Regions from separate parts of the Mus musculus genome. Here region 2 is linked to region 1. The links are chromatin loops, found by intact Hi-C in ENCODE. Cell type or tissue: heart. All regions are shown on one strand. Each heading gives the region's core, and the rest is flanking DNA. Links, peaks and the distances in the headings are about the cores only.

Evidence for each region. Peaks named below come from ENCODE experiments on the same cell type or tissue, not always from the same donor. Only the 100,000 strongest peaks of a DNase experiment are listed, where the experiment ranks them.
Region 2: a loop joins it to region 1, with 2.1 times the contacts of the local background. A loop is called at or near these places in 3 of 42 quality-filtered maps.

What each region holds. Positions count from the first base shown.
Region 1 is chr19:45,524,887-45,539,813 of GRCm38, forward strand. It overlaps Btrc (beta-transducin repeat containing protein), which reads left to right. Exons shown (of 15, transcript NM_001037758.2): 14 at 2,378-2,570; 15 at 4,087-8,457. The coding sequence ends at 2,539. Among named protein-coding and RNA genes, the nearest start is that of Gm19639, 11 kb to the right of the region's middle. In heart, for the core only: no CTCF peak of the experiment used is centred there; a DNase peak (open chromatin) is centred at 5,535; H3K27ac peaks cover 2,986 bases; H3K27me3 peaks cover 1,325 bases.
Region 2 is chr19:45,445,395-45,460,321 of GRCm38, forward strand. Btrc (beta-transducin repeat containing protein) reads left to right here. Exons shown (of 15, transcript NM_001037758.2): 3 at 11,139-11,216. It also overlaps the pseudogene Gm6807. Among named protein-coding and RNA genes, the nearest start is that of Btrc, 89 kb to the left of the region's middle. In heart, for the core only: no CTCF peak of the experiment used is centred there; no DNase peak of the experiment used is centred there.

The sequences.
Region 1 (14,927 bases), core at 2,471-10,470:
AAATCACTTGTCAAAATCCAGTGCCTACCAATGATGAAACTCTGAGCAAGCTAGGTGAACTTGCTCAACTTGATAAAGGAACCATAAATTTAAACTATTAAATGTCACTGTGAAGATGACTTGAAAGATGGGGAGAGAGAGCATCTGAGCTCTGTCAAGTGGCCCAGCTTTGAAAGCCCTGCTTCCCAGCATCCACCAAGGCCAGGAGTATCCTCTTCCGCGGTCTCGGGAAGTGACTGCATAGTTCCATCGGAACCATGCGGGCTGGAACCATAGTTCAGCAGTTTTGAGCAATAGCCGTTCTTAGAACAGCTCACAACTAGCTATAGTTATTGTGGGGTGGAGGGGTGGGGGCCGGGGGATCAACACCCTCTAAGCCTCTGGTGAGCACTGGACAGACACATGGTACACAGATAAACATGTAGGCAAAACACATACAACAATAAATGTTTAAAATGTTTGTAGTGTAGAGACTGAATCTCGAAATGTAGTTCAGGCTGACCTCAAGCTGGTGACCTTCTGCCTCGGTTTCCCAGGCATATGACTAGGTTTCCCGGTCGGAAGTGTATGCCATCACAGCAGCTCCACGTATATTTGTTTTGTTTTGTTCTTTGGTATTTTTGAAAAAGGGTCTCTCTGCAGGTCTGTATGTCCTGGAACTCACTCTGTAGACCAGGCTGGCCTCGAACTCAGAAATCTGCCTGTCTCTGCATCCCAAGTGATGGGATTAAAGGCATACACCACCACTGCCTGCCTTTTTTTTTTTTTTTTTTTGTTATAACAAAGATGCTTTCATTTGGGAGGCAGAGACAGGCAGATCTCTGAGTTTGAGGCCAGTCTGGTCTACAGAGTGAGTTCCAGGACAGCCAGGGCCACACAGAGAAACCCTTTCTCAAAAAACTAAAAAACAAAAGAGCAAATTAGACAGTAGACTAACTGTAGTACAGTCATACAATGGGATATTGGCCACTAATCTTTTAAAGGGGTAAAGTAACTGCTTTTACTTATAGTAACAAAAACAAACAAACAACAACAAAACATTGTTCTAATATTTGAGTAAAATAAGCTAGGCACGGGGCTGGAAAGATGGCTCAGCAGTTAAGAGTGCTCTTCCAGAGGTCCTGAGTTCAAATCCCAGCAACCACATGGTGGCTCACAACCACATGTAATGGGATCTGATGCCCTCTTCTGGCATCTGTGTCTGAAGAGAGCAACAGTGTACTCATATACATAAAATAAATAAATAACATAAAATACATAAATCTTTAAAAAAGTAAGCTTGCACAAGCAAATGTATGCAGCATGTGTGTGTTTCTATGAATTCGAGGGCAGGTAAAGATCAGTGATGACATTGGGGTGCAGCAGACACTGACTGGCAGGGTTGAAAGTCCTTTCCAGGAAGTTAGATGTAGTCTGCACCTGATTTAGGCAGTGTTCACTCCCTCATGTGCAAAATTAGGCTCTGACCCCAGAACAGCCAACCATTAAAATTTTCCAAGTTGCTAGGCATGGTGGCGCATCTCTAATCCTGGCACTCAGGAAGCAGATGCAGGCATATTTCTGAGTTTGAGACCAGTCTGGTCTACAAAGCAAGTTTCAGAACAGCCAGGGCTGTTATTCAAAGAAATCCTATCTCGAGAAAAGAAAAAACAACAACAACAAAGAATTTGGCAAGTTGTTGACCATATGTGGGTAGCTCCAGATTGGCCATGGTAGGACTTTGTGAATCATGAGAATCTATAAATAGTTCTTCACATTAAGGAAGTTTCTTTTTCCTCTAAGGTTTGCTTTTATTTTATGTCCATGGATGTTTTGCCTGCATGTCTATCTGTGCAGTTCATTGTCCTCAGAGGCCAGATGATGTCAAGTCCCCCTGGAACTGTAGTTACAGATGGTTGTAGGCTACCATGTGGGTGCTAGGAATCAAACCTGGGGCCTCTAGCCAGTGCTCTTAGCTGCTGAGCCATCTCTCCAGATCTAGGAAGGTTGTCAGCACACATTTCCGGCATGTCACTACTTACTGCGGATCACCCCTTAACTCCTGATGGTCAGTCAAAGGAACTCGAAGGGAGACAAGACCAGGGAGGTACTAAGGAGCTTTCTCCTCCAGCCCAGAAGGCAGTGTTGACAAGCCAGCATCCTCACTGCCTTTTTGCCTCGGTAATAAGCGTGGTCCCTGTGTTGCTGAGATCAGTTGTTGCCCAATATTTGAGCTTTGCATCCTAACGATGCTTTGCATCCTAACGATAGTGAACTGCTTCCTGTCTGTGATGAACAGTGAAAGAGCATACCTGAGCCTCTCTGTAGGCTCCTTCAAACAAAGAGGCTTTTGATTTTGAGTTCAAAGTCTTAACTCTTTTTGTCTCTGCCTCTTTAGGAGCATTCTGGAAGAGTTTTCCGCCTCCAGTTTGATGAATTCCAGATTGTCAGTAGTTCACATGATGACACAATTCTCATCTGGGACTTCCTGAATGATCCAGCTGCTCACGCTGAACCGCCCCGCTCCCCTTCTCGGACATACACCTACATCTCCAGATAAATAACCCAACACTGGCCTCATAATTGCCCAGGTATGAGAGAAGAAGCATGCACGAGCCCCGTGCTAGGAGATGGAGGACTGGCTGTGGGTGCTGCCCACTCCCAGAGCCATCTCACTCTCAGACCATTTGTGTCACCCATCCCTGTACAACAGGAAAGCAGAGCTGACAGCATGAGATAAGGCAGGGGCTGCCCCAGTGAGCACCACTCTCCCCAAGGTACAGTTCCAGTTTAGAGGATTCTTCTTCTGTTATTATAGTTCCTTCAGTACAAATGTTATCAAAGTAAAAGGACATTTGAACAGTTTGAAAACGAGTGAGCCCGAGCCTAGCATTTATAGTTCTTAGATGAAGTACCTACAGGGGAGCCCCTTCCAGGCTAACTTATCAACGTGACTGGAAATGGCTCAAGCAGCAGTGTGCCACTGACATCACACAGCTCTGCGTCGCTGCCACGTCATTCTCGCTGGGAACAGAAGGTGGCTTCCTTGCCTCTACTTTCTCTGCAACTTCTACAGGAGAATACCTGGTTTGTTCAGCCCCAGCAGCTACTTGAAGTTAGTACCCTTCCCACATCTCTAGCACCTCTCTAAAACAGAATAAAACCTAAAGTACCCGTGCATTCTGTATGAGTGTGTTTGCCGTTGGCATCCGCTGTGGTCACTGGCTCAGACAGGTTAGGTTATTGGCTTTAGGAACTTAGCACCAGCCTTTAGCTCCACGTCACTTCCTGTTTCCCACACTACCATTGCCTTGTAGTTACCACAGATGTGCCTTTCACTACACCCCTGCACCTGTCTTTCTGAGGGGGTGATCGGCATCTGGGGGCTCCCTCAGTTTCTCTGCTATCGTAGAGGACACAGTTGCTAAGTCACACTGTCACACGAGCTGCCATACCCTGATGAGGGAAGTGAGTGTAGGGCCCACTCACAGGTCTGCATGAAGACAGTGTTTGCAAAGCTCTTAGGACGTCACTCATCTTTTTATAAAGGTAACCGTGGTCACGCTCCTGTACCCACCATATACTTATCTGCTCTTTCTGCCAATGTTTGGTTTTTTTTCCAATGTAAGAGCATTTTGCTGTTGGGGTGGAGGCCCCTGGGGTATTGAGAACCTGGCCTGGTTCATGCTAAACACCCGTTTAACCACAGAAATGTGCCCCTAACCCTTGCCGTTATTATTCTTCCTAACTTTGTTTACATCTGTTTCCTCCTCTCGCTGCTGAAACAGACACTGCCCTGAGAGCCTGGTTTGGTCTTTTTGAATCATCATCTAGGCTCCCTTCTTAGGCTGTCTTCTCTGTTTCTATGGCATTAGCTCTCACTTCTACATAGAGGAGACAGAGCTTTTATCTCCAGGCTACACTTCCAGCCACCACCTACACCCTCAAAGGGATCAGGAGCACGGTCAGAAATCCGCCTGCCTCTGCCTCCCAAGTGTCGGGATTAAAGGCGTGCGCCACCACGCCCGGCTGAACATTCTCTTTTCTTAAAGCAAGTAAAAAGTACGGGGAAAGGTGCTGATGACTGTTGGCTGTGTTTTCACACAGGACTCGTTAATGTTGCAGTATTTAACAGACCTGCCAAGACCAGGATGAACAACAATCAAACTCCTACCCGGATTCCCGGACGGATGAGCGAGGAGCAGGGCTTTGAGACTCCTGTTGGGACACAGTCGGTCAGCAGCCGACCAGGACGGCCTGCTCGGCACCGGCTGCCTCAGTGCTGCTATCAGAAGATGTCTTTATCTTGTGTGAATGATTGGAACTTCCAAGCCTCCCTCCCCTTCCCTTCCCCTTCCTCCCTGCACCTGTTTCCCTCCCATTGGGTTCCAGACAAAGATGACTTATAAATATATTTAGTGTTTTGCCAGAATCTCTCTTGCTTTGCCGTTAAGCAGAAGAACTAGTTTCCCCACCTGGCCCACTTCTAGGGGACAGGGGCTGCAGCTTCCAGGCAGAGACTGCCTGGCCTCCTCCTGTTAACTGCAGGAGTGTCCAGCATCTGGCCAGAGCAGTCCCAGCCACTGCGTGGGAGGAGACAGCTGCCTACACATCTTGGAGGGGAGAGAGAGAGAGAGAGAGAGGAGAGGCGCACACACACTGGAAGATCTGCACTGCTGCCTCCCTCCATTGTCTGGGTGTCTGTCCCTCTTCCCTGCTCCCATACTCCATCTTGAGCCTGAGAAGGTGTGCAAAGAGAGTCCTCAGCTAGCATGAGGCGGATCACCTAGACAATGTGACACTTGCAAGAGTTGAGTTCGTCCTTATTTCCAGCCCAGGCTTTTGCTGCAAGTGACCAACCTGGGGCACCAGTGGATTTGTGACCATGACATTGGTCAGTCACATTTGCAGCTTTCTCCTTCCCTGTGCCCTGGGGAAGGGCAGGAATGTCCTGGGCACCATCAGTGCTGTGTCTGCTTCGGACTCAGCGGTCTTCCTCGGTCCCATGTAGAGTGGAGAGGAGCTGCTGATTGCATTCCTCTCATTAACAATTAGATGTGTAATAAAAAGCATTGTGCTTCATCTTAAATCACTGGCGAGGCTTGGCCTGCACAAAGGCTTGGAATAGCCAGCACCAGGCACCACTGCACTCTGCTCTGTGGCTCGAATTTGTTCCTCGACTGAGCTGGAAAGCACCCAGGGACCTGTAACTGCCCACCAAGAGCATAGTAGCCTAAGAGATGGTCAGGAGAGAAACAGATTCTGGGTTAGGCCAGTAAATGTCAGCATCTCAGCCTTCCACTGCAGGTCCTTATGCCGAGTGCTTGCAGAAAGGCGAGGCTGCCAGAGGGGATCAGGGTGAAGCTTGGCACACAGGGTTTACTGATAAGCAAAAGCTGCCTTCTCTTTCTTTCCTTCTCCCAGCCTTATTTGCTGTCCACTTTCCCCAGCCAGTTAGCTGGCAGTCAGTGATGACATAAGCGGCTGCACTTCCACAAGGGCAGAGCTAAGCAGGTCGTGTACACGGCTGCACTGGGCCCCTGCCAGTAGGCTCCAGATGCAGACACTCATGGCCAAACCTGGAAGTACTTGAACTGAAAACCAACTTAGTTACCCCACAGCATGCACAGGGCCTGCCAAGGGGTGACTTAGGCCACAGTGCAGCCTCGGTTTCACTTGGAAGCCAAGCAGTCAGACTGTCATGCTGTTCCTAACCGTGCATTTGAGTTGAAGAAAACCAACTGAACAAGCTGCTTAAAATAGAACGGGGCCCATCACATGTGGTCACAGACAGACCACCTTCACCTGAGCAGGAAGTGGGGCCCTTTCACAACTGGCCCTCAGATAGACCACCTTCACTTCACTGGTTTGCAAGTTACCCCTTGCCCAACGTGTCCCACTAGTGAATGCCATTACGTGCTGGGTCAGGTCACGTGTACAGATTGCCTTCCCTGTGTTAGCCGCATTTCTCCTTTCCCAACCAACCACGTGTTGCAGACTTGTCTGGTTAACCCCGCCGAGTCCCTTGTCTGTTATGTTGACTGTTAATAGTGAAGGACTTTGCTGCAAAACGGGTCAGACATGAAGAGACCTAAGCTGCTTCAAGAAATGGTCTAGTGGCCACAAGTCTACCAGCCCTTCTTCAGTTCCATGCTGCTTTAAGAAGTTAGGAGCTGGAGGACATCTGCCTAGCGTGGATGCCCAGGATTAGGGGGCAGTGTGGGCACTGCTGCAGACTGGTTGGTGCCAGGGCTGTGCTCTCCTCCCAGGTTCAGCTGGAGGGTGCTGTTCTGAAGCCAGCCGGGAAGTGTGGCTGCCCGTTGTCTCAGGCTGGGGTGGACGCTGCTCACTGAAGCCCATAGAGTGGTTAAGCTCTTTCTGCAGCTTGCCCTCGCCACTGCTGATGGAAATGGGAACAAAGTTAAGTGGTCTGAGCACCTGAATTGCTCGCATTTCTCAGCTCTGGGGGTCATTTACCAGTTCATTGTAGAAGAAACAATCAGGTAAGAAGTTCATTTCCAGAGAAGGTGAACCCCGCTTACCATCTCTGCATGATTTCAGTGGGAATTGATTATCACTGATCCCCAACTGGGCGAGATGTAAAGTTTGACCTTTTTAAAAAGAAAAGAGAAACAAAGAACATCTCCACACATTTAAAGGAATAGTAGACAAGAAGCTTCGGGTGTCCTGTGGCTCGGAGACGAGAGGAGAGTCTCGGGTCAGGCTTGGTTTTTTGTTTGTTTGTTTTGTTTTGTTTTAACTAAAATCTACTTTCCAAAATAAAGGCTGCAAGACCTTCCCTACTGACAGGCTGAGGTCCTTAGGCAGCTGAGTAAAGTGCACAGGGTGCCTGCTGGAGAGCATGGCTTCTGTCACACTGACAGTGTCTGGACAAGGCCAACCCATGCCTTGCTGCTCATGTGGGAGAGGGAGAGAGAGGGAGAGAGAGAGAGAGAGAGAACGCGCGCTGTTTTGCCTCTGCTGCTAGGGATGTCCTTTCCTTTGAAGTATAGTTAGAAAGTGGGTGTGAATTATGGATGGAAAGCCTTTTACACTTGTCCCTTGGCTAAATTCTTTCTGATTTGTCCTAACTTTAGAGACAGAAACTGTTTGGAACTCTGTTGACAAGTAATAAAGTCTGGCTCTCAGTAGCTTGTTTTGGAACTGAAAATGACATCGAGGCTCCTAAATCATTCTGTAAGGGGAAAAAAAAAAATTTTTTTTAACAATCCAAAGCTGCAGAGAAGGCTGTGTGCATCCATCCAGTCCCTTGCCTTGCCTTGCCTTGCCTTGCCTTGCCTTGCCTTGCCTTGCCTTGCCTTGCCTTGCCTTGCCTTGCCTTGCCTTGCCTTGCCTTGCCTTGCCGGCTCCTGGTCTGAGTGGCTGAGGTTGATCTGCTTGCTTAGCAGTTGTCCAGAGTGGAGAATACTGAAAGTAATTAGGGCTGTGGTGGTGTTAATTGTCTTAGCATCTTCCCTTTGAGCTAAATTGTGATACCTTCCTGTCCTGAATCTGAAGGAAGGAGGCCCACTCAGATTAGTGCAGGCCTGCGGGCTAGGTGTGTTCTGAAGGATGCCTTCAGGTGGAGATGAAGCATGCAGGTACCCAGCCCTGTGGCTGCACCCTTTGGTGATGGCCAGTTTACAGTGGAACTGCAGGCCACACTAATCTCTATCCCCGTTTGGTTACACTCAGCAGTTTCGAATGCACCAGAGACCTCCAATAGGGTCAATCCTAGACTCACGCACATGACCTGTGGCAGTGTAGAGCCCACGTAACCACAGTGAGTGCAGTCAGTACGAGAGGGAGCCATCCCCGGAATAAAGGTGAGCTTTGCTGCTGGCTGTCTTGAAGCGTTAGTTCACGGAGGATATCAGAATCCTTAAAGCCAAGGAGAGAGACCAAAGCAGGGAGACAGTGGCTACTGGCTTGCGGGAGGGATGGACTGCGCTGCCGCCCAGGACCCTCCATGGCTAGCAACCCTGTCTCAAAACAAACGACACTGGCCCAGTGCCTGTGGCCTAAAATTCCCAGAGACAGTTGACTTCCCAAACACTCGCTTCTCTACAAACTCAGTTATCTGACTTAGCTTCTAAGTAGGAGGGTGGGGATGGTATGTGTCCCTCAGACATTTAAGGAAAGGTCCAATAGGTTCGATCTCTGGGTATCAAGGAAACCGATACCTTCCCAAAGCGGTGACCCTTAAACCCTAGCAAACTGACTGAGGGTGTTCAGTGGACGCCAGCATGGGAACAGGCCTGGCAACAAGTGTGAGCCAGGGCTTTTGCTTGTTCGCTTTTTGTTTTCTAGATTCTCCAGTGCTGACCGCTTTAATTTTTGTGATTATGTTGTAGTGGTGTGTAGTCAATGTACCAATATGTTCACAAGTTAGGATGATGGTAATAGTGTGTTTTGGTTTTTTAACTGTTTGGGGAAAAAAAGTAAATTACAAATACAAGATTAAAGCGAATTTTCTAAGTGTCTTCTCTCTTTGACCCAACATCCTAAGGATGGTTGAGTTTTCCAGCATACAGATCAAAGAAGTATACAGTAAACATATAATTCCTTTCATGAGGTCAAGAGCCATTAATCAGGAGCCAGATCATGCCATTAATACCAGTACCGGGGAGTCAGAGGCAAGTGGATCTCTTGAGTTCAAGGCTAGCCGGTTTTCGTAGTTCCAGGCTAGCCAAGGCTATGTAGTAAGACCCTGTCTCAAAACGAAGGTCCCACCAGTTGTGCATGCTGTACTTGGGAGGTTGAAGCAAGAGATTCATGGCAAGATCCTACCTTAAAAAGATGGAAGGAAAAAAAAAACCCTAAAGTCAGGACTGACTTGTAAAGAGACAGCCCCTGCTGTGCACGTCATCCTGTGCTGTGTCATGAAGAGCCAGTGAGGTCTGACGAGAGTTGCTCATCATGACACACACACCTCGAATCTGAGCTATTCTCTGCTTTGTTGGGTGGAGGCCAATCTGCTCCATCACGTGTTCATTCATAAGCCACTTGGGGGTGACAGTGCTGCTCTCGAGTGAGCCCCTCTTCTCCCCCCAGGACCAATACACAGAAAGACGCACAAGATGAAGACCATCAAAAGGAAAGACTGCCTCCTGCCCCTCCAGGTGGTGACCCACGCAGGATTCTTATCAGAACCGATTGATCTTTTTGTTAAAAGACCTATGGGCTTTTACTGTATCTAGTCCTTTCCCTTGGCAGTGGCCACATTGTTTTTCCTGGGTACTGTGACCCCTAAGGTAGACTTGGTCTGTGATCAATGTCACTGGCTTCCAGTGGAGCTTAGAGAATGGTAGTGTAAGGTCTCCTGGCCTTGTTTAGGTAAAAACAAGCATGTCTGCTCCCTTAACAGGAGAACCCAGAGAGTTACAGGGACAGGGTGTCAGCAAATATCCCTCCATTGCTACCAGCAGCTACTAGATAACAGCCTGAGCCATCTGGCTCCTGAGCCCAGGACAGAGTCTGAGGCCATGAGCCTAGACCTTAAGCCTAGTGTCAGACCCTGTTCCCAGGTGGAGGTGCGTGGCCTGTTCTAGGCGACAGCCCTTTGGTGGCCCTTTTTAAGGCTAGGCTGTAGTTCCTCTTCCCTTTAAACCTAGGATCGACCGGGCAGCCATCAGCAATGACTAAGAGGAGACTTTGCTTCTTCCTGATTGGCTCTTGCCAATTAAGAGCATTTTATTAGGCTGCTAATTAAAGGCACTTCGTTAGCAGCAGGAGAGGCCGGGTGGGTGCCTGGTGAGATGGAGCTGAAGCCAGGAGAAATTGTTTTCCTCCCCCATGGAAGCAGAACCTCTCGGAACCCTGTCAGTCCTCCAGCCTTTCCTGCTGCGCCCACCACGCCCCTTGCTTTCAATTAGTAGCTCTGAGGGGAGCGAGGTCATTACCAAGCCCAGGTCCAGAGCTCTCACCACTACCTCAGGCCACAGGAGGCCTTGAGGAGCTGTCCAGGGCCCCAAGCACCTCCTCCAAGGAAAGTGGCCAAGCAGCCCAAAGAAAGGTGGCACTTTTTACCCTCTATGCCTCTAGTGAATATGTCATGTGGTCCCCGTGGCTGAGGCTGCCCCCAGCAGTCACCTAGTAGATGACAACAATGTAACTTCCCTCACCAGGAGCCCCTTGCTGCATAAGGCATGACTTTTCTATCAGGAAGAAACAACTCTCCCAACCCCCATCGCTTTCCTAGAGTAGAGCCCCCCATAGGGTCACCAAGAGGGGCTGGTGGCTGAGGGAATCCCATGGGGTTCTTATTTCAAGGACTGGGAATAGAACTCTGGGCTTTGCACATGCCAGGGAAGCTGTAGCACGTGAGTGCATGACCTTGCTCAGGTGGCCCCGAGCTCACTGTGCACTTGAGGCATTCATTCCCCCACCTCCCGGCATGGCCCAGGTAGGCTTACCCCAGGCAAGCCTTTGCTTCCTAGGAGAGAGGAGGGCTTGGCTGAGACTTAGCACCTGGGGGCTGGCATACAGGGTCATCAAGGACACCCCTCTCCAGAGCTCCCCTCACCCCTTCACTTAACTGCAGAATTAGCACCAGCCTGGGCTGAGAGGGCAGATTTATGGCCGGGCCCACCTCCCTCCATTTAACCCGAGGCCGGCCCAGGCTCCAGACACTAAATTAGATTTTTGACAATTAGAGAGACTAATGGGCACACAGCCATCCCCAGAGCCAGATATCCAGCAAGGCCATCCTATAACATCCACCACTGGTTAGTCACCCTCCCCCACTGTCCCTCTGGTCTCCCATGGGTGGCATCTCTCCCTCCGAGCTCTGTTCTACCTGCACTTTGGAGATGGCTACCAGCTTCCCTCCCTCTTCAAGCCTCTGGCCCGATGCTGGTTGGCGCTGGTCCTTTGCTCTCTGTTCTCCTGTCCTGTCCTCCTTGTCCGTCCATTTCCTCCTTGCCTACAGGTCGCCTTCCTCCATCCTCACCTTCCCCAGGCCTATTCACCTGCCATCTGTCGCACTACCTACAGCAGACTGCAAGCCCCTTGAGGGCAGGGCCTGAGCCCTGTCCACACCCTAAATTTAGTCCAGCACTCCACAGTGCTTGCTAAGCATCACCTGAGCTCCTGTGTCCTCCCCTTGAGGCCCTGGCTCTCCACGACATCCATGATCTTATCCTTGGGATCTCGAACAAGGCCCATCCCTGTGGCCCCTGCTCTGGCTTGGGCTGACTCCCTTACCCTGCTGGGTCCTCAGCTCTGGCCAGCCTTAAGCTGGGTGGTAATGAGATTGCAGTAAGTGGCGCAGGGGGGAGCTGCTCACACTCACTCAGGCAGACTCATAGCTCTGTCAGGCTGATTGGTCCTGAGTGGAGGCACAAACGGCCCCCCATGGACACGCTGAGATTGGTTATAAAATTACAAGCATTTGTCCTGCTGTCAGTGCCTCCCCTCCCTCCCCTCTGCCTGCCTGCTAGTTCCTGGCTCCCCACCCGTACTCTCTCCCTTGGGGTCAGTCCCCACACCCTAAAGAACTGGCCAGGGGCCACCATAGCATATAGAACTGAGAGTCGGAGGCCACTAACTCTCCATCAGTATGCACACAGCTCCAGCCTGTCTCAGGTGACCCAGTCCTATGCTCAGGGTTCCTAGTCTCTGAGTGTGGGTGGGACCACACTCACACTAATAGGCCTTAGAACCCTCAAAAGAAACAAGGCCTCAATACACCTCCATGGGGCAACCAATGTCCTAGGCAGAAAGAGTGACTGACAGGTAGCCAGGGTGTGCTATGCCAAAAGGAAGAAGCAGGAGAAGCCAGGCTTCTCAGAGAACTCCATCTCTCCTCCACTCTGGTAGCCAGTCGCCTAACTCAGGTAATGAAAAGTCTGCCTTCAAGGAGACTCCCAGTCCCTACCACACACCTTGCTGTGGTCTCAGAAGTCTGGGCCAGAGCAAAGGCCAACATGGCCCAGCAGAGCCTTGCTGTACTTTCTAGTGAACAGACTTAGTCTCCTAGCCTGGCCCCTGTATACACCCCCTTTGGCCTTGGCAAGAGCCCAGATACCCTTAGAATGTGTACCCAGGGGCTGGCAAGATGGCTCAATGGGTAAGAGCACTGACTGCTCTTCCGAAGGTCCTGAGTTCAAATCCCAGCAACCACATGGTGGCTCACAGCCATCTGTAATGGGATCTGACACTGTCTTCTGGTACGTCTGAAGTCAGCTATAGTGTACTTGTGTATAATAATAAATAAATCTTTAAAAAAAAATATGTGCCCAGAAATTCTAGACAGCCCTTGGGGCTTCCTGTGGCTTCTGGTATCTGCAGGGGCTCACGGTTGGGTTTGGTAATGATCTTACTCCCCTCTTCTGATGACAAGGACCCTTATCCCTGGGACCCTAGCCTCAAGATCTTCTGACCAACCTTGATACTCCAATCCAGACCTTAGTCCTTGACTGTACCCCCAGTTCCAGCCTTGGTCTCTATCTGGGTGTCCCAGGAGCTCTGCAGTCAGTTTGGCTCCCCAGCTCCAAGGGAGAGCTTATAGGAGCAGCGGCGTGAAGTGCTTTCTCTGCCACTCACCCATTCCCAGGATGCACTTGCTTTCATTGGGGTGATGATGGTTCATTGTCCACCAAGGATGGTGGAGCAGGGCCTCCTGTAACCATCATCCCTGTCCAGGTCCACTCTCCTCCTACTTGGAGGATGAGAAGAGGACCAGAGACCGATTGTCTGTCCTCTGAGTCCCAGCCCTGGAGTAGACTCAAGGTCTGATGTTCTCTTGGATCCCCAGGAGTCCCCAAAGGGTTAGGGAGACCTGATACCTCCACCTGGTGCTCCTGTAAAAAGGCTGCAGGTCCCTTACTGGCCACCAGATGTCTCCTTGGTCCAATTGGCCAGGCATTGCCTTCTTCATACTGATGTCTCCACCCCAACACACTCTCCCCAGACACAGCACAGCTACCCTCAAGATTCCCACCTGGTTGGCTGGAATTCAGAGCTCCCCTGTGATTCATGGCCTTCTGCCCAAGGCAGGGTCCTCCACTGCCCCTTCACACACACAAACACACACACACACACACACACACACACACACACACACACACACATGCATACACACACATACACACGCACATGGCCCATCCAGTCAGATTCCCCAGGCCCAAGGCTAAGGTCAGTGAGCAATCCAGTGATCAAGTGAGAGCGAACTGTACTCCTTACTGGAAGCCATAGGCTGTTTGGAGGCCCCGTTGTGTTTGAGGAACAAACACAAGCCTCCCAAAAGTCCAGGAAGCTGGTAGGGTCACAAACTCAGCTCTGGGTTAAACCCACAGCTTATCATTTACTGGGTGTGTGACATTGGGGGAGTTCCCTGACCTCAGTTTTTCACTTATAAAATGGGGCTAAGAAGGGAACCCTTCACAGGCAAACACATGTGCATTGTCCAGTCCAACAATTTAAAAAAAAAAATTCTACCCAGAGGCCTGGAATGGTGGTGCATGCCTCTAAGGAGACAGAGGCAGGTGGATCTCTGAGTCTGAGTCAGCCTGGGCTATATAGTCACAAAAGCAAAACTATAATTAATAATAACAATAAAGTCCCCAGGCATGTGCCCGTGGCAGAGAAAGATGTAGGTTAAGGCTCTATGAGGAGCCCATCCCAACACAGCCAGGCTAACAGCACCAAGAACTGGGAGGTGGACTCCCCTTACTACAAGAAAGACTTTGCCGGTTCGAGGTACCGCGAGGAATGGGCAGGCCTGGGACACGAGGCACAGAGATTGCAGAAGCTCTTCAGCTCCAGAGGACGGGCTAGCCTCTGTTGGAAAGCCGCCCAAGCTCTGCCCTGTGTGTGCAGGTGGTCAGGCTGGAGCTAGGACAGACCATGAACAGAAAGCAGGGCTGCCCTGGTCTGATACCAAAGACAGGCCTAGGCAGAAGGCTAGAGAGCTGGCCTCAGAGATAGGGCTGCTGAGGTGCAGGGATGGTTGTACCTCTACCACCCAATCCAGTCTAAGTTCTAGAATCTTCTACCTTTCCTCTCTCGCCAGGGGTGTGGCCCCTGGAACCCCTCTTCTCTGGTGACCCTCAGTTCCCAGCAGGGCCCTTCTCAGGGTGAAGAGGAGGCTCCAGCTTGAGGGAAGAGCTACCTAGCGGTAAGTATGCGCAACATTACATATGTATATTGGAGAGTAAATAACCCCAAAAAGTGCCTTGTAAATAGACTCCGAGTTTATCCTTTATTAATGAGGCACCGAGTGCCCCGCTGTTTTAGAGCAGCGAGACTTTCATAATATCAAAACCTAAATTACACTTGCGTCTCTCATCCCAGGGACGAGCAGGGATGAGCAGAGCTCTGGCGGCTGGGGCTCTGCTTACAGAGTGAGTAAGCAGAGTCCCTCCCTCTCCTGGGACTGATGGGACCTTCTGGCTGGAGAGAGGACAGGAGTACATGTGTACACATGTGCACATGCATACACACACACACACACACACACACACACACACACACACACACACCAGGCTCCAGAGAGCTCCACTGTCAGACCTCAGGGTGCAAAGAGCAGAATGTGTGGCCCTTGTGCCCTAGTTAGACTTTGCAGGCCCAGGCTCTGAAAGTTGAGAGACAGGATTGGGCCCAAGACACTTAACGCTTGGGGACTACACCACTCCCCATCGTCAGATAGGGCTTATCCAGATGGTGACACCCTGTCCTCACAAGCAGGTTTTCTGTGGTCATGGATCAGGGGCGCTGCGGGTTGGGCACAAGGTGTTTATAAGAACAATACAGTAGATGACAAGAATAATTAGGGCTGCTATAGCTGTGGTTCTCAACCTGTAGGTCGTGACCCCTCTGGGCTCACATGACCTTTTGATAGGGGTTGTATATCATAGACCCTGCATCTCAGACATTCACATTACAGTTCATTACAGTTAGGAAGTAGCAACGAGAATAATTTTAAGTTTGGGGGTCACCACAACATG
Region 2 (14,927 bases), core at 3,688-11,687, 78 kb before region 1:
TCTGTCTTTATCAGAGCATCTCAGTGCTGAGCTGAGCTTGTTTATCTTAGAAGAGCAGGAGGCAGGCTTTTAGGGAGTAAGCTGCATGTTCCAGAATAACAGGCACCAATGCTGTTTGGCTTGAAGAACATTTGATCTCTTACATTAACAGCCCATGTCACTGTAATAGCGAGTACAGTCAGGCTGTTCAGTTTTCTATTATTTTAGCTTTGAAATAACCGTTAGTGCTGCTCCAAACTCCCTGTGTATAAAACTGTACACTGGCTGTCCCCCAGGACTCGTGAGTAAACAAGGTGATATGTGTGGCCAGAGGGAGGATATTTTGTTGGCTTTGTTTTAAATAATAACTGTCCCTATCTGAAGGTGTCCTTTCTGACCCCTGGTGTGCTTCATGATGTGGGTGCATTTACAGACTGAGCAGTATCCTGAGCAGAATTTTGTTTGTTACCAATATTTGTACTTACCGCCTATTAACTTGTAATGTTTATATTTTCTTCTCTTAATAGTGAGGAATTTGGGATTTCTGAAGCATAACCTCAAAGATTGTTTACACTTTGTCCAAATAAACAGTTTGCACAATAGTTGTTGCAAACAGGCAAGCAGGAGTTTAAGAACTATGTTTGTCAGACTCTAATACTATTTTGCTTTGTCTAAATAAATGTTCTGCTGATAATTTCTATGTTGAATAGTTTGGCATTTGGAGTCAGGTTGTGGTGTTGAAAGAATAGAAAACAGAATTTCTGAAATCAAATTGGGTTTCTTTTTGAGAAAATCTCTTCTTTTACTGACAGACTGTAGCCTGTTTTAATCATGGTGAAACTGGCCTGGATTATTTAATTCCTTCCTTCTTCTTTCCTTTATTTCCTAAATTTGTTTCCTCACTTTTATTTTTCTTGCATAATAAAATGCAACTAGGCCACCCCAGTATTTCTAATTTAATATACAAACACACACATATACACAGCTAGCACAAGAATAATTGGTCAAAAGGCAAGCATCTACCCAGGGAATTGTTCTAAATACTGAATGTGTCAGTGTGTTTTGACATGACGTATTTGTAATATCTGTGGATACAGAAAGCACTTTCTGTCTTAGCTGTAGGTATCAAAGCAGTAGTGTGTTTTTAAGAGTTTGTGCTGTGCAGATTCTGGCTTGTGAGGTAATGACAAGTGTTTGCCTGCATAGACAATATATTTTTCTCCCTGAGGTCCCCACACACCTAGTTTCCCTCAAGCTCATCATCTCTGTCAGGTTAATCAATAGGCACCGTATGGCAGAGGGTCAGTAATCAGTGTCATCGTGCCTTTAAATCGTGTTGAAAATTTGCTTAAAGCCTGGGCCAATTAACATCGAGATGATGAATGGATGGGAAGATGGGAAGAGCCTGCCGCTCAGGGGCTTTGTGAGGAGGAGATGCTCAGCTGTTGAGCAGCAGACACCAGCGAATAAAATCAGCCATTCATGTGAGCTCAGTCCACCCACTCTTAATGATAATGTCAATCTAGCAAAATATATACACATTGGAGTTGTCATGAGTTCATAAATCAAAGGAGTTTGTCAAAGGCATTCAGATTAACGAGGCAGCAGCAATAACAAGTCAAATTTGCATAGAGAATTGCTTGAATCTCAGTAAATTATGATCCTGTTTTTCATTTGATTATTTGCTAATGTCTCAAGAGGGAGAATGATTATATTAGCATGCAAAATCTCCTCCAGAAGTAGAAATCTGAGGTATGGAAGACCAACACACTATGACAATTAATCAGTTTCTGCATACTAGCATAAATGCACAAGGCCCAGAAATGAACTTCTTTTTTATTATTATTTCTCCTTGCTACTGATCCAAATGGTTCAGCTTGACAGAGACTTTATATTGCTTTAACAGTGTTCTGAATTGTGCCTGCAGGCAAGACATAGTTATGCAGCTATAACCAACCTATCCATCTGCCAACCAGATTGGAATTCTCCTATCCAAGGCTTCCATTAACCCCCACTGACAGCTCCAAACAGGATTAAGAATTTGGAAGCATAAAAAATAGTTGTTCTTTGCAAATACACACAATCCCTTTGCATTTTGAGAAAGGCTGCATCTGTAGTATTCTTATAATTAGCGTCAGACAATGTAGCAGGGGGATCAACCCACTTGGCAGGTTTTTTGACTTCTGTCCTAGGGAGGAAGGCAGTGCGGATGGCAGTTAGTACTCTTTGGTTTTTTCCCAGGGAGCACTTTCCATTCTATCTGGTTCCTACCACTATGTTTGGATCTGTGCACCGCTGAAAAATAGCCCCCCTTGAAAGCTTGGACTGGGGTTCCATAGAAGTTAAACACTGTGTGCAGACTTTGTTTGATGTTGCTGTGGTGTAATAGAGTGTGCCAAATGGTGAACTTGCCAGAGAAGCTATTGTCTGTGGAAGCATGCCAGAGAGGATTATTTTATGAGGATACTTCAGGTCTTCCCTAAAAACTGGTCCTTGGATACAACTGAACCTTCAATAAGCTTCTAAACTTACTTACTTCTCCCATTAATCCCAGGAAGATTCATTAATTTTTTTTTCAAATGCAGAGTGTGGTGGGCTTTTGTTTTGTCTTTAGAGAGAGTACCTTACTCTGTAGCACTTGCTGGCCTGTGACTCACTACTCAGACTAGGCTGCCCTTGAACTTTCAGTGATCCTCCTGCCTTTGCCTCCCAAGTATTGGGATTACAGTCATTTTCTGGCCAGCTCTGTGTGTGTGTGTGTGTGTGTGTGTGTGTGTGTGTTTTATGTCACCTTTCACTGAAGAGCTTTTATTATTTTTTTATGTAGCTAAATTACCTTTTAAGCTTGTAAAAATACCTTTTGTTTTTGTAAACTGGAAGCCCTGTGTGTGGAGGTTAAAGTTACTGCCGAGTCGCAGGACAGGTGGTGTGGAAGCAGTGTTACTCCAGTCCCTAACTCGCCTGCAAAGCTTACCACGGGATCGTTTAGCTGGTTACTAGAAATAGTCTTAGGTTCTTTTCTTCATATGTGTTTGCCATTCTACATGACAGTGAACAGTTGGATTCTGAAGTGCTTATTTGTGTGGTTGTGTGTGCATGCACATATGTACAAGCATGTACATGTCATAATGAATAAATATATGGAGGTCAGAGGACAACTCTTGCTTGGCTCTCTCCTGCCACCTTGTTGGATCTGGGAATTGACCTCAGGTTATCTCTAAGGGAGTCTCTCTCCCCTATCAACTGTCTCACTAGCCTGAGTTCCACCTTAAAAGGGTTCAGATTCAGGGATGAAATTTGCCAGCATCTACCTGCTTTGCTTCAATAATAACTGAGTCACATACTCATTTGAATTATTACAGTGAAAAATGTAGCATTGGGACTAGAGCTATGATTCAGTGGTCAGGGCCGTTCTGGCTGCTCTTCCAGAGGACCTGGTTTTGATTCCCAGCACCCACGTGGTGGCTTACAACCTTCTGTAAGTTACTTCAGTCCCATGAGATCCAACAGCCTCTTTTGGCCTCCATGGGCATAACGCCCAAACATACAGACAAAATACACAAATACATTAAATATGTAAGTATTAAAAAAAAAAAAAAAACCCTGAAGCACAAGTCAGAAAACATTACTTCTAGTTTTGAAACTTGTGATTTTACTTCTAAGTGATGTCTTTTCATACTGGCCTTGAACTTACATCTCACATCGATATTTCTCTCTCTGCTTCCTGAATGCTGAGATTAAAGGTGTGCACCCCATACCCAACTGGGTCTTATTTATTTATTGAGCATCTATTGACCCTATTTTCTGTAACGTGTTGAGCTGTGGAGAAAGCTATGATGGTATTTTAATTGTCACTTGAGTCAAGATTTTTTAAAATTTACATTTAATCCCTCCCTCCCCACCCCCATCTGTGTGTGTGTGTGTGTGTGTGTGTGTGTGTGTGTGTGTGTGGAGAGGCAGGAAGTTAAATGTATAAATGCTGGAGCACTCATAAGATAGCTTGCAGGGGTTGGCTCTCTTCCTACACTGCAAAGGTCCCAGGAATTGAACTCTGGTCACCTTGGTGACAAATATCTTTCACTGCGCCTTCTCACCAAGCTTGGAATTGAGAATTGAGACTTTAGTAGACGAAGGGATAGGAAAGCAGGCTCCTATCATAGGCGGGGGCGATTCAGTTAGCAAAGCTGTGACGGCGTATTTATAACTCTAGCACTTGTTGTCTACACACCGAGTGCAGGGTCATCCAGGCCCTAGAACAAAACTGTGGCCAAAGAGAAAGAGCCAAGTGTGATGGCACATACCTGGGACCCTAGCATTCAGGATGAGGCAGGAGTATTGTCACAGGTAGAGGCTGGCCTCAGTTAAACAGTGAGACTCTGTCTGAGAGTCTGAGAGGAAGGAGGGGAACAGAGGGGGAGGAAGAGTAGAATGGGAAGGGAAAAGAATGAAAGGAAAGAAGTAGAAAATTGACGAATGGTAAACGGTGTGTGCTTTGTGGAAGTTAAATTGGCCAGGTTACTAGGGTTTTAATGTATTGAGCTGGGGACAGGGAAGTAGGACCATAAAAGTTTCCAACTCTTCTGTGTACTGCTGGCTGTGCTGGAACTTGCTATGTAGACAAGCTAGCCGTGAACTCATAGACAAGTGAGACAGTGAGGATCTGATTAGAAATGCTGCGGAGGGGTTAAAGATTTAGTACGCTAAATTTGGATGTGCTGATTTTGAGACAGTTTATCATCTGACTCCTTTGTGAGACAGGTCTTATTGTGTATTCCAAGCTGGTCTTGAACTTGCAAGAGGAGTCCACCTGCTTTAGCTTCTTAAGTACTGGGATTAAAGGCACATGCCACCATGCCATCTCAGAACCTCTCCCCCCCTCCCCCCCGTTACATTTTTTTTTTTAACCTATGAAGCTGTTTAATGAGGTTAACAATTTAGAAGACCAGTTTGTGAGGATACATCCCGTTTGTCAGGGAAAACTGAGAGCGCAGGTAGCCCTGGAGCTGAGGAACAGCTTTAATCTTTGGCAAAATCTGCAAATCCACAGCTTTCTGGTCAGCCTTTCGCTGCTCTGTAATCTCGTATTTGTCCTTCTCCGTGTCGAAGATCTCGCCCTCCTGATGCCTGGGCTTGCGCAGCTGCTTCTTGAAGTAAGCATCAGTCAGGTGTTTGGGGATTTTAACATCGCTGATACCAACTTTTGTAGAGGTGGCAATGACAAACTTCTGGTGTGTTCTGCGCAGAGGAACTCTGTTGATGACAAGAGGCCCAGTCACAAGCAGCAAGCCACTGTCCAGCTGCTTCAGGAAAACCACTCTCTTGCCCCTGTGGCGCCCAGCGAGGATGATCAGGAGAGTCCGGGGAGTGATGCTGGAGCGGAGCCTTCTCACGTGCTGGCTGAAGGGCTTCTTGCCATGGCTCAGCAGCTTCCGAGGCACGTCTTCGGTGGGATAATACCTAGGCATTTTTCGAAGCTTCACCACCCGGGTGCCACCGTTCTTGTCCCCACCAACTGTTTTGGTGACAGTAGCAAGGACCTTCTCTTTTTTCTTCTTCTTCTCAACCTTGGTCTTGGCAGCCGAGTATTTCCTTTTGTACAGGGCCTTCCTGGAGTACATAGCAGAACGGGAGTACCTGCCAATTCCTCTCACCAGGACAGGGTTTCGGCTACAATGGGGCTTCGCCTTCTTGGGCTTTTTACCCTTAGGGTGAACCTTTTTGGCTACTTTGGCGGCCCGGGGCCGGGAGGCAGCAGCATCACTGCCAGCCTTCTTGGCCGCAGGTTTCTTCTCCTTTGTATCAGGCGCTTTTTCACCCGCCATCTTGCAAGACGGGAAAGAGAACTAAGGCAGCGGCTTCCGGTCTATAAGCAATGACACACCCCCCCCCCCCCCCCCCGTGACATTTTTATTGCCAGTTACTTCTGAAGATATTTTCAAAAAAAAAAAAAAAGGCATTTGCGGTCTGCCTAAACAGTATCTCACTTTTAAGAATTATTAATACTTTATCTTCTTATGCCACCATCCTCTCTGTTATCAATATTATGTCTCAGCCTGGGCTATATCTGAGACCCTGTTTCAAAAAAAAAAAAAAAACACACCCAAAAAAATTAAACTTAAGCAAAAACTGCATCTCGTTTTAATTGTAAGCAATTTACCTAAGGTGGAAAAAATACTTTTGGTGTTAATATAAAAGGTAAAAAGCTATATAGAATTTTTTAAATTTTGTTTTTTAATCCCACCCCTCTGTGTGTGTGTGTGTGTGTGTGTGTGTGTATGTGTATGTGTGATATGACAACCTGGGAGAGTCAGTTCTCACCCTCCACAGTGTGGGCCCTAAGGATGGACTCAGGTTATCAGGCAGTCAGTGTCTGTATCTTTGACAACATCTTACTTACTGGCTCTAGAATCTTTTTCAAAGTCCTATTCACAGATTTTTTTTTTCAGGGAGTTTTTGCTCAAGGACTACAAACACATTGAACCTATTGTTTTCTGTAATGAGGTGTTCTGGCTGTTGGAAATAAATTATCCTCAGCAGTCATATTTGCTTAGGGTTTTGTGACAGGATGTAAGTTTCGGGTACTGAAGAAGTAAGTTTCTAGACTGTGTACTGAATGCACGAAGCCCTGTATTTGATTCCTGGGACCATGTAAAGTCATATTTGCGGGTATATATGACTATATCCATATTTGCGGGTATATATGCGGGTATATATGACCATATCCAAGCACTGGGGCAGTAGAGAGCAGAGGATCAGAATTAAGGTTATCCTCGGCTACAAAGCCAGTGCCAGTAGAGATGGGCTACACGAGACCCTGTCTCAAGAGGAATAAAAAAAGTCTCAGTTAATTTTTGGGGATTTTCTTCCCAAAAGTTTTGACTAACAGCTCCCCTCTCACCCTGCTTCTTATTTCTGTATTTTCTTCAGGTTAGGCCTCTGTATTGTTTTTCTCCTCACTTTGACAGAATAACTGGCAGAAGGAAGCAGCTGAGTTGAGGAGGCCTTTATTTTGGATCACAGTTTAGAGTCCATCATGTCCAGGAAGCAAGGGAGCCTGAGGACACTTAGTCTCTGGCATCAGGAACATGTGGTGGATGGTCACATTGTGAAGAGAGGCGGGAAACAGAGATCTTAGGTATAAGATTGCTGAGCCCACCTTCAATGACCCACCACTGCTAAGCCATGTCTCTTCCACCTAGGGGTAGTAACCTCCCAAGAGCAGTGCACCAACTAGGGACCAGGCTGGAACACGTGAGTTACAACAGACAACAACAGCCTCGTGTTTCCTTTCTGACAGAACAGTACAAATCATCCCCTTATATTCTTTACACACAAGTACCAAGTGCTCATGCCGCCACGTTCTCGTTATCTCCGTGCATACACACTCACACTGACATGCTTTTTTCTGAACCATTTGAAAGCTAAAGATTTACTACATAATGTAAGATCAAAAGCAGGAAATGAAATGTGTAAAGAGATGGACGTATCCCTATCGTAGATTGGTACTTGGCAATAAAAAGAAGGAGCATGGTGGCTCATTTCTATTACTGTAGCACGTGGGAATCCAAGGGGTGCTGTGAGTTCAGACCAAGCTGTGTGAGCCACAGTGTGAAACTGTGTCTAAAATGAGGGGACCAGAAAAGGAAATAATAATTTATATAATCATAACCTGAGGGCTGGAGAGATGGCTCAGCAGATAGGAGCACTGACTGCTCTTCCAAAGGTCCTGAGTTCAATTCCCAGCAACCACATGGTGGCTCACAACCACCCATAATGAGATCTGATGCCCTCTTCTGGGGTGTCTGAAGACAGCTACAGTGTAGTTACATATAATGAATAAACAAATCAAAAAAAAAAAAAAACCGAGTAAATCTCAAAACTGTTTTGATGAGCAAGGAAAAAGAATAGATTCAAATGCTCATGTTACCTGAGTGCATTATATGGCATTTTGGAAAAGACAAAATAATTGAGCTAAAACAAAATAACTGATTTTCAGTGGGGAGAAGATTGACTGTAAAGATTTGAGGGAGTGGTAAACTTGTCAGAGCTTGACTGTGTTACAGGTACAAAGCTATATACCCCCCCCCCCAAATCCATGTCTTCACATAAGGAAGAATGAATGTTGCAAAACATTGAATTTAATATTAGCATATCTACAAGGTTTTACTTAGATTTCCCCCCAGTTGTTCAATATTCGCCTTTATGGGGGGAAAAAATCTCTGATCACATATTAAAATTAGTCGTCTCTGGTTTCCCTTTACGAAGGAACTATTACTCATCTACTCTATGACTGACGTTGTTGTTGTTGTTGTTGTTGAATTAAGGATAGTTACTTTTATAGGATTTCCTGCATTTCAGGTTAGTCTGTCACCTTAATGAGTAGGTGGGGGTGTGCCCGCACACAGGTACACATGACCACTGCACTTATGTGTGGCCGTCACCCACCTCCCACCATGCTGCAGACAGGATGTCTTGTTCATTCCTGTGTCTGACAGGCTAGCTGGCCCACAGGCTTGTCTGCCTCTTGTGCAGCAGGAATGCTGAGGTTAGAGAAGCTGCACATGAACTTTGGGGATCCAAACTTAGATCTCTATGCTTGCATGGTAAGCACTTTTGCCACTTAGCCATCCAGAGTAGATGTTTTCCTGTTTGGGTTTAGGAAACTAACTTCAAAGGTGATTTGTTCATCCTAAATATGTTCGTTTATTTTAACTTTTTCATTTGTATGTGTGCAGGTGTTTTGTCTGCATGTCTGTCAGTGCACCATGTGTGTGCCTGGTGCCTATGGAGGTTGGTAGAGGGCATCAGATCCTCTGGAACTGAAGCTACAGACTATTGTGAGCTGCCGTGTGGATGCTGGGGATTGAACCCTGGCCTTCAGGAAATGCTTCTGCAAAGCCATCTCTCTAGACCAAGAGACCAGTGCATTGTTTGCCCGATTTCTTCACTGTAGAGTTACTATTTTTTCTTAGTATCTTATGACGATACAGTCAGAATTATGTAACAATTTTACTATTTATAAAAAGTGCACCTGCTATTTTAGTAGTCTGCTAGTTTAGTAGCCTCTGGGTGATGCTTGCCTGTGTCAACTAGTTCCTCTTGAGTTTCTTGACTGTAACTTAATTTGTTGGGTAGAGCAGTTGGGTACCTTTCTTGTTGGGATTCGGTCTCACTAAGAGCGTGGACAGTAAGTCCTTGGACACTGAACTCTTCTGAGTGTTGGTGGGGAGGTTCCTAAGGACCACCCAGATGATCTATTAGGCTCATGTGGCAATTTCATCATTCTTTGTTACTGTCAAGTTGGGAGTGATTATTCATCTCTAACTCACTGACACTCCACATGTCTCCTTCAATATTGGGTGGTAACCAGTTCCTTGCCCCTTATATTCCAATCACTTGGCGTTGCTACTGTCCCATTTAACAGTTGTGCTGAATTTTTCATTCTTGGTTGGCTTTCTTTTAACAATGACTTGGCCAGAATAAATTTTTGGCTATCCTATTAAAACAAAACACTAAATAGCTCTAACAGTGTCTACAGATTTTTACTCCTTTTTCTTGTTAAGAATTCTTAACAATAGCACCTAGCCTTTAATCCTAGCACTCTGACAGAGACAGAGAGTTGTAGGCCAGCCAAGGCTGCATAGTGCGGCCCTGTCTCACAACAGCAGTGTCTCGTTTCCTCATCTGCTGTGCTTTACAGGCGTTAGCTCATCTCTTCCTTGTGAGTCAGTAAACTCAGGAGGAACTCGGACACAGGCAAGAATCACCCAGAGGCTCTAAGCTAAACAGTAAACCTGTCCCATGATTTCAAATGTATTCCTTTTTTTCTTCCAAAACTGAATATCTTAGATGTTGATTTATAGCACAGTGGTGATTATATAATTTTAGGCATTAGGAAATTTTCCAGATAAGTTCATATGTTAGAAATATATCCTGAATCTAAAAATAAAGTAACTCCAGTTAGAAAAGTAATAGCCAGGCGTGGTGGCGCACACCTTTAATCCCAGCACTCGGGAGGCAGAGGCAGGTGGATTTCTGAGTTGGAGACCAGCTTGGTCTACAGAGTGAGTTCCAGGACAGCCAGGGCTATACAGAGAAACCCTGTCTCGAAAAACCAAAAAAAACCAAACAAACAAACAAAAAAAAAAAAAAAAGAGAAAAGTAATGATTTTATATAATGTAACAAATTTGTCAGCTGTAAACTATAAACAGTTACTTTTAATAGATAATTCAAATAAATGTAATTGGGATTTTCTGTTTGTTTTGCAAATGGCTAACATTTGTTGCCCTTGGTTTATTTTTTGTTTTCGAGGGTCTCATTAGCAGACCAGGCTGACCTCAAACTTGAAACTCAAAAGATCCTCCTGCCTGTCTTCCAAGTGCTGGGATTAAAATTATAAACTACCAAGCTCAGCCAATTTTGAGCACATTTGAATCTGTTTTTAGGTGAATTGTTCCTCTTCAGTATGTAAAAATCCCGTTGACATTTTAGGATTTTGTAGCTACTATTTGAACTGGTAGTGACAAAAAAATCCCAAAGTACAGGTTAAACACTAATTGTGTTAATAAGAACTATGCTCGTTTTTGTGTAAGACAGAAAAATCAAATGTGAGATGAAAAGAGAAAGTTTTGTGGTTTTTTTAGAGTCTAAACCAGTATCAAGCAACATTTAAGATAGTTGGAGACTAATTACTTAAGTGAATGTAATAATCATGATTCAAGTTGCCATCAGCTAAGTGTGGGGTACAACTGTGGCTGGAACTTGCTCTGTAGACCAAGCAGGCCTCAAACGCAAAGATCTGCCTGCCTCTGCCTCCAAAGCTCTGGGATTAAAGGCGTGTGCCACTACCGCCCAACACAGCCTAGGACTTTCTTAACATCCCAGTGTCAAAGTATGATAAACTAGACTTCTAGCCACTGTGATCCTTCTGAGTAGTGTTAAAGCAACAGAATCCTCCCAGCCAGATCCCAGCTTGAATTTATATACATGGGCATATGGTTTCCTTTACACGTGTGTATGTCTGTATGTATATAAATCTTCAAATGCATAACCATACATGGTGTTCTAGCTTACAGAATTAGAAATGTAATGTAGTTTACTCCCACAGAATAAGATTGAAGATAATGAGAACTGAATTAAGGCTTACTTTCTTTCACAGAATTCCTCAGAGAGAGAAGACTGTAATAATGGCGAACCCCCTAGGAAGATAATACCAGAGAAGAATTCACTTAGACAGGTATGAAATTCAGTCTTACTTAAAATAAAAAGCTTCTAAAAAACAAAACAAAAGACAGGAAACCCTTGACTGTCATTCTTAAAAATTGGAGTTTAAATAAAGAGCCCTGTGTTCTGAAGTTGGTCTGGCCCTGGCCATCAATTTCAGTCAGGTAACATTATTTAATAGTCAGAATATATATTAAATAATTAATTTGAAGTAAAGAGGTCTTGTTCAGGCAAGATGACCTTAAGTGCTTCATAGAATGGACATGGAATAGTTAACACTAATATTTATTTCCTAGTAAGGATTATTTATACATTTTATTTTTAATAAGAAAATTCTGAGACAGGGTTTCATTAAGTAGTCCAGGCTAGAAGACTTGAATCCTAGCCTCCTCCTCTGCATCCTGAGTGCTGGAGTTATGCACCTGTACCTCGTTCCTGGCTAAGGTTTGTCAGCCATTTAAATAACAACAACAGAACTGGAACAAAGCTGCTTTCCGTTGTTTGAGTTTGTCTGATTTCTTTAGTTCCCCAATCCCAGGTGAAGTCTACCATCGATGGTGACTTTGAGCCGTCTTTGTGGGACTGGAGAACTGGTTCAGTGCTAACGTGCTTGCCCTGGAAGCCCGAGGACCCGCAGTGTGGCAGGCCACTTCTAAACCAGCATTGGGAAGGGATTACAGGGGTCCCAGGAGAGGGCCTCCACATGTGTGCATACACGTGGGTGACCTTGCTCACATGTTTGCACAGTACAGACATAGGGGAGAGAAAAATACATATAAAGCCCTTTTCCTGAGGACTCTGTGTCCTGCTCCCCAGAGGTAACTTGTAAACTTGTGAAAGTTCAGGCCCCTTTTTTTTAATTATTATTTTTCATTAAAATATCCAAAATAGTGAATGAAAAAATGTCCTCACTACCTGTAAAATCCTGTAATACCTTCACTGTGTTTTAGACAGTGAAGGTACAGAACAAGTCACTAAATTGCTTATTGATTAAATTATTATAGGTAGAAAATAACTGTTACCTAATCATTTTTAGTATAAGATTGTATTAAATGGGTAGCAGTACAGATAGTTTTAGTTGGTTGTGTCTATGGCCTTCGTTCTAGGACTTAGAGCAGAGATGTGGTTTGTGTTGGCTACCCACAATGCATTTATTTATTTCATTTAATGCTGCGATAACTCTGCCAAGCTGGTAGAGGTGATGATACAGTTTCCAGTTTACTGATGAAGCAAGTGGAGGCTTGAAGAGCTTAGACTTAACCAGAGCTGCTCATTGATTTGGAACTCTGACCTTGCTATTTCCAAAGAACTTCTACTTCAGCCTTAGGGTCTGGTTTTCATAGCTTTATCCTAAAGAGAAAGTACATGAAAACATGCCACAATTATTTATTTATTTATTATATGTTAACTCCTTTTCAGATAGGCAGTTTCCTAATTTTTTTTTATAAAAATAATTGTTTTAAATAGAATTGAGTCAATACAGGAAGCTTTCAAAACAAACAAATTGATGTCAAGACGATTCGTTTTAATTATTTGGAGATAGACACCAGATCTGTATGCGAAATCAATAGAGCGATATTGCATAAGTAAACTTGGAGATGGAAGCGCTATGTCCACTGCACAGAGGCGACTGTCAGAAAGCAATGACACAACAAAAAGTTTTGGCAACTTTATTTAAGCTAACAAACGAATTTTCACTCTGCAAAGTTATAAATTAATTTTAATAGGCTGATCCAGATGGTCCATTTGGAAAATGGATAGGCTGATCTGTTGAAAATTAAACTAAATTTATCTCTCTCATACTTCAAACTGAAGCAAGAGAGAAAACCGTGCCTATTAAGTCCAGCACATACAGATGGACCAGCAGGTCACACATGGGACTAATCTGATTCATTTTAAAAATAAATGCATACATTATTGAATCATTTTCTACTTGGAAGAAGATCTGTTGTGTACAGTACTTAAAAGAAATTTGATGTTTTCTCCTCGTTGCTGTTTTAACAGGTTCGCTTCTCCCTTTCCTCTTTAATTTACACCCCCCCCCCCTCAATTCCTCCAGAATGATGTTTCTAATATCTGTCATTGAGTGTTGAGATCCAAGCTCTGGAGATTAATTAGGTCATGAGGCTCCCCCCTCCCTTCTTTGTAAAGGGTTTTATCTCCATTCTCTTTGTGAAGAGCATGAACTCAGTGTTCTTGGAGCCTTTAGAATTGGGGAAGTAGGCGATCCTCCTGGGGCCCTCAGAGCCTTTTAGCTTCTGGGTGTTTTAACAGCCCCATGAATGCAGATTTGTAAATTTATTGCAGCGCCATCTGGTTTTTTGCTCGAACCAGATTACTGTTGGCTTGTGTCTGTCTATTGTGGTGGTCACTCCCTGGGAGCTTGCCCTCTCCATCTTGGGAAAGAGTGATGAATAGCAGGGGTCAATGGAAGCGGGTCACAGGGCAGCTGTCCGCAACCGCCCTGAACTTGATTACCCCGCTGCTGATTTTTTTTAAGGTAGTACATAATACACAAGCTGTTTAAACTCCTCTTTTTCTCTGTTGCATCTGACAATAAGGAAACAACGTTTGCTATTTTGTTTGTCTAGTGTCGAGATCTATAGACAAAAGGATGTCAAGGCCAGCCTAAAGTGACTGTGGCTTCATGGGGTCAATCTCTGAAGTTGAAATTCACCTGCACATATTTCTGATAAGCTTTCAGGAATCTCTTACCCTTAAATATAAAAAATTCACTTGAATTCTAACAACCTATTATTGTTACAACTAGACTGTAGTTTATATAGATTATTCTCAGGCAAAGGATTGCCATTGTTGTTGGGACATGGCTACTAAATGGGTAATTTGAAAAGCCATTTTAATATTGGAGGAGCTGAAAGAAGGGTTATTGCTATAATTCTTAGAGACATTAGAAGAATAATGGAATATCAATATAAATATAAATAACTTTATGCCAAAAATTGGCTAGATAAAATGGGCAGATTCTTTGAAAAACAACTCACAGAACAAACACAAGGTAAAAATTATATCTGTTAAATATAATGTTTTTCTTATCACAATGCTCATATAGTTTAACTGGTGACTTAACAGATATAATGGCAATCTTTTACTTTAAACCCCCTCTTAAAACACAAAAGAAAAGAAGACTTTGCCATAAAAGCGCTTCCAAAACTTAATGGAGAAATTACCAAAAGTAGTTAGTGAAGGAGAAGGCTAGAAATATAACTCCTTTTGTCATCATTTGGCACTAGGTGTGAACTTTAAAAAAATACTATATACACACAGTTTCCTTTCTACTTATATTCTCCTAAAGTGTGGAAACCGCAGTCTCTCTTTTATAGTTTTTATACCATGAGTGATGGAGGCAAAGGACTTGCGAGGCCTCTTTGCTGTTTGAAAATGTAGCATTGCCACATGCAACTCTTCTTTGCTCACATTAGCGCTAATAGGCTCTGTCAGCTCCCCCTTTCTCTGTAATTGAGTAAATTGTGGCTTTTGCCTAATTCTTCTCCTGCCCTCCACCCCCTTTGTGTATGTGTGTGCACTCACCATCCTGAGAGCGTGGGCAGTGATAAATAAAGCATTGAGTGGAGCGCTCTCAACTCTTTGAAAGCAGCATGCTGCCAGCCCTCTAGTTATATTTCTTTGCGTGTTTACATTTTCCTGTATTCTTTCTCTTGTGTAGCTGGAACCCTGGGGATGCAAAGCCATGAGAGAGGCCAGG